Regions from separate parts of the Mus musculus genome. Here region 2 is linked to region 1. Evidence: chromatin loops called from intact Hi-C (ENCODE). Cell type or tissue: heart. All regions are shown on one strand.

Evidence for each region. Hi-C counts contacts between places; a loop is a spot of excess contacts. Peaks named below come from ENCODE experiments on the same cell type or tissue, not always from the same donor. Only the 100,000 strongest peaks of a DNase experiment are listed, where the experiment ranks them.
Region 2: a loop joins it to region 1, with 4 times the contacts of the local background. A loop is called at or near these places in 6 of 42 quality-filtered maps.

The regions. Positions count from the first base shown.
Region 1 is chr4:140,788,150-140,790,649 of GRCm38, reverse strand. Padi3 (peptidyl arginine deiminase, type III) reads left to right here. Exons shown (of 16, transcript NM_011060.4): 14 at 858-937; 15 at 1,688-1,813. Gm52482 (a long non-coding RNA gene) reads right to left here. Exons shown (of 3, transcript XR_003955158.1): 1 at 2,057-2,500; 2 at 1,437-1,833; 3 at 939-1,074. Among named protein-coding and RNA genes, the nearest start is that of Gm52482, 1.6 kb to the right of the region's middle. In heart, a CTCF peak has its summit at 1,466 (motif pointing left); a DNase peak (open chromatin) is centred at 1,539; H3K27ac peaks cover 1,299 bases.
Region 2 is chr4:141,030,433-141,032,932 of GRCm38, reverse strand. Crocc (ciliary rootlet coiled-coil, rootletin) reads left to right here. Exons shown (of 37, transcript NM_172122.2): 20 at 1-131; 21 at 1,862-2,041. Among named protein-coding and RNA genes, the nearest start is that of Mfap2, 21 kb to the right of the region's middle. In heart, a CTCF peak has its summit at 966 (motif pointing right); a DNase peak (open chromatin) is centred at 982.

The DNA of each region.
Region 1 (2,500 bases):
AATTCATAGGTAACAATTTGTTACATACCAAAATTACGGTTATGAAGTAGCAATGAGGTAATTTTATGGTTGGGGGGGGTCACCGGGACATGAGGAAGGGTATTAAAGGGTTGCAGCAATAGGATGGCTGAGAGCCACAGCTGTGTGACCTTGGGTAAGCTGTGTAAGTCACCTGACCGCTCTGGGGCCCCGTTGTCAGTCAGAGGGTGGTAACAAGGCATCCCTCGCAGAGTTCCGCAGACTCAGGAGAACCATGGCGCTGTCTTTCGGCCTCATGATCAGGGTTTGGTTTGCTGGCAGCTGGGAGGACTGGACACCTTTGGCTCCTATAGCCCCTCTCTAGCCAGCCCTGTCTCTATGGCCTCCGCTGGGCAGACAGGAGAGCCAGGCCTGAAGTCTCCAAAAAAGCAAGCCAAAGCCTGTAGGCTGGGACTGGTTGGTTCACTGCCTAGTGAACCCATAAACCCTAGCCCTGGATGAGCGCCATCAACAGACCCAACTCCCCCACATCCCTCCCACACACCCCGGAGCTGAGGAAAGAGGAATCCTACCAGGTTCTCCTGGACAGCTGCTAACCCCAATTAGTGATTACCACCTCCAGTGAACTCTAAACCACTGGAGTTCATTGCACCCCACAACTAGGCCCCTCCAGCCTCTCTTCTTCCTCCAGATGTGCCCATTGGTCAGGCTAAGCTCCCACAGATGCTGCCCGCCCCCTCCCCAGGACAACCTAGGGGTCACTGACTCAACCAAGCCAGCAGCTACAAACTTGCCTTTTGGTGCCCAGAGCGAGAGGCCCTCGAGCCGCCTTGTGCTCGCCCCCGCCCCCTCCCCAGGCCTCTCTGTGTCTTTCACAGGCGACAGGCGGGTCCAGACCGTCTCCATCAATCAGATTCTTAACAACCAGAGCCTTATCAACTTTAATAAGTTTGCACAGGTACAAAGGCCAGGGGGTGCGGGGGTTGTGGGTGGGAGATGTGGATGGAGCTGGAGTCAGGGCCAAGGGCAGACATCTGGGACCAGCAGTTCACAAAAGGTCAGTCAGATTGAAACAGGCCCAGACCCTCCTTTAACCTGGGAGAATTAAGGGTGGGTTAGCCTGGGCATCTAAGGAATAGAGGTAGCCAGGGCTGGGAGCATCAGGATGGGGTCTGTTGTGCCCCTGCAATTGGGACTGTGGAGACACAAGAGAAGAGGAAACGGGAGGCAGATCAGTGGGCAAAGACACTGCATCCCACCAGGCCAGAGGCCAGCCTTCAAGGGGAGGTGGGGGAGATGGCGAGAAGGGAGCAGGTGGGGCCAGACTGGGATAGCACTGTTGAGTGTGGAGGGAAGAGGAAGGAGATCCAGAGAAAACAGCAAGGCTTGCAGCCTGGATGGCCTAATGTAGGGTGATCATAGAACTGAAGGACATGGAGAAGTCAAAATGACTTTACCTTTGGCCTGGGGATCCGCTGCCCTCTTCTGGCCTGCATGGGTACTGCACACACATTATTGGACAGGTGACTCTTCAACCATGTATGGAATGCTTTCTCGAAAGTTGGGTCTAGGATGGTATGATCTAGGGTTAACTCAGTGTTAGCTAGTAAGAGCGGGACATGGAGGGTGGGATCTAGGCAGGAGTGAGCACCTGCCTCAGCCACACCAGTAGGTTCTCTCCAGCGCGGTCCCTTGTCCTCCCTACCAGAGCTGTATCGACTGGAACCGCGAGGTACTGAAGCGGGAGCTGGGCCTGGCGGAGGGTGACATCATCGACATCCCGCAGCTCTTCAAGACGGAGAAGAGGAAGGCAGTAGCGTTCTTCCCCGACTTGGTGAGCTCCCCGCCCGGCACCTGGGTGTTGTGGTAAATGTTCAATATGGATAGGCGATCTCTAGTCCACCTTAGAGATTTCTGTTCCCAGATAAAGGACACAAAACTTTATTTATAATAAGCCTTAGCACTAGAGCTGGGCACAGATCTACCCTCTAAGCTATTATGTCTACTTCCCGTTCTGTGCTCTTATGTCAATTACGCCGAGATATAACCAGCCATGTTCTGCCTGGGCTGCCCTTACCCCAGTGGCCAGCCCTCATGGCCAGGTCTCACAATCCCTTATCCCATGGCGTCTTCTCTTCCCCCCTGCTCTCCACGGCCACCCAGGTAACTCCAAAACCCTCCTACCTCCAGTGATTGGCTGTAGCCATTTGTATTTAACCAGTGGTTTTAAATTAAGGAACAAGGTTTGCACAACAAAAGCTGGTAAGTATGAGAAACCACTCGTAGGCCTAGATAGACCTTAAGGTACAAAATTTAGCATTACAGTTCATAGCAAGAGACATAACCTCAACACCTGGGCTTCTTCAGTTAGACTCTGAGTCTCACTTCTGGGTGGGGGGAGACATTTGACTGCCATCATGTGTGGAATTGTGGTGACCAGGAGTGGCGGTGATGAGAATCAGGGTCCCAGGGTGCCCAGGCTGACAACTGTGGCTGCTCACGGAAGGAGGGACAGATTTGA
Region 2 (2,500 bases), 240 kb before region 1:
AAGAGAAGGCAGCCTTGGACAAGGAGCTGATGACCCAGAAGCTAGTGCAAGCCGAGCGGGAGGCACAGGCCTCTCTGCGGGAGCAGCGGGCAGCCCATGAGGAGGATCTCCAGAGACTGCAGCATGAGAAGGTTTGGTCCTGGGGAGGAGTGGGCAGGGCTCTGAGTCTCCCTGTCTCTGTGCTCTCCTCTGTCTTGCCCTGCCTCAGTTTCCATATCTGTGAAACAGATGCCTGCCATAGAAGATATGAGGATATATAGCTGGGGGTAGCTGAGAAGATAAGGGGTGAGGGTGGTTGTCCTTATCAGATACATAGAGCTCCAGGCCCCAAACCAGGTCTAAACCTGATGGAGACCCACAGTCATTGGAGCAAGGCCGGTGTAGCATACAGCAGAAAGCAGGGTGTGGTGGCGTACACCTTTAATCCTAGCACCCAGAAAGCAGAGGCAGGCAGATCTTAGAGTTCGAGACCAGTCTGGTCTACATAGTTCCAGAATAGCCAGGGCTACATGACGAGAGGCCTTGTTTCAAAACAAACAAGTGTCCAGTAGAAAGCTTCTACTTCATCAATAAGGTTCAGGACTGACAGGGCAGGGCGTGCCAGGGAAGTCACTTGCACACTTGAGTCAGCTTGTATTTCCTGAGTTTGAGTCTGACCTTGGTCTCACTCCACTGATGCCATATAAGGTTTTTGTGCCTTCATTTTTCCTTCCATAGAAACGGATAGATTGCTATGGGGTCCTGTGAAGGGGTTAGCGCAGCCACCAAGTGCTTAGTAAATTTCCTGGCAGTTCCTGTTACTTGAGAATCCCCAGCACGGAGTGTTTCCCAGGACAGGGCTTCAAAAACAGCCTGGGCAGGGCGGCCTCCAACAGCTATGGTCCCCGTGCAGGACTCATAGAGTGGTGAAAAAGATGCCTCCCTTGTCCCCCACCTCCACGGATTTGGGTGGAAATTACCACATATGGCCAGTAGGTGGCAGGGCAGCGCCTGAAGAAGGGCCTCACCCACCACCAGAGACAGGCAGTGCCCTCACCCTGAGAAAGCTGTCCTTGCCATGGCTGTATCATGTTCCCAGTGAGCCATGCGCTGTGGCCCCTGGCACCACCTTTCCTGGCCTTGTCAGTGCCCACAAGCCTGTATTCTCTTCAGCTTCTCTGACAGTCTGAGTCCCAGAGGTTTTTTGCATCCAGCCTTATTTCCTCTACACAACCCTCTAGCTGTCTGAACAGAGTTGGAGAGATGGCCCAGCAGCTAAGAGCACTTGCTGCTCTTCTAGAGGACCTGGTTTTGGTTTCCAGCATCCACACGATGGCTCACAACCATCTGTAACTTTAGTTCCAGGGAATCCAATGCCATCTTCTAACCGCCAGAAGCATCAGGCGTGCACATGGTGCATAGACATACTTGCAGACAAATATTCACACACATGAATAAACCTAAAAGTTTAAAAAATAACATTCGGGTTGTCTATCACCTGGGCTTGGGGGTCCCCATTGTCCCCTTAGCCCTCAGTGCCACAGCTCACCTGGTCAGACCAGTGCCTGTGCCTGTGGCTTTGGCCCACTGTCACCGTGTCCCAGCCTCCAGGCTACACTGCTGGCCTAGTTCTCCCCCTCCCTGGATGGCTGCTGACCATCCTCCCCAGGGGCATTCCTGTTCTCATCCCAGGCCACTGGGGTTCCCTGTTGTCTTCACAGACCTGAGGTGACCTCAGCACAGCTTCCAGTGCCCTGCCCTGCAGTGACCTGGTGGCACGGCTCTTAGCTCTGGGGTGTTTGTGCCTTCTTCTGACCCGACGTCTGCAAGGAACCTTGTGGGCCCCTCCTAGTGTGTCACATAGCCCTGCTCTGGCCCTCAGGAGGCTGCATGGCGGGAGCTTCAGGCAGAGCGGGCCCAGCTGCAGGGCCAGCTGCAGCAGGAGCGAGAGGAGCTGCTGGCACGGATGGAGGCCGAGAAGGAGGAGCTGAGCAAGGAGATTGCCGCGCTGCAGCAGGAGCGGGACGAGGGCCTGCTGCTGGCAGAGAGCGAAAAGCAGCAGGTCTGTGAGCTGGGGAGGGGGGTGGGGAGTAGTGGGACAGCTCTGGGGCTCTCCCCCTCTGCCCAGCGCACCCCCACCCAGCAGCTAGGAGTGCAGGAAGCAGCCAGGTTCTTCCGGGGTCTCAGCTCTCACTGCAGGGCAGGAGAGTTGGAGGCCTAGCACAGTGACAGTGACAGGTGGCACAGGGCATGCTGTCTTCCGGTCTCCTGCCTCCGCTTGCCTCAGGCTGGATGCCTCTGACTGGGCTGTGCCCATAGGCACTTGCTGATCCTTCCAAATTGTTAATTCTTGGTTTTCTGTAAGGTAATGGAGCAGGTCAGACTTGATTATCTCCTGCTTTGTCGCCCTGGGCAAATCACATTCCCCCTGAGCTACAGCTTTCTCATCTGTAACTGAGACTCAAGGAAGTCTTCACCTCCAGGGGGGAAGTTGAAGCATCAGTTAGATCTGTAGATCATG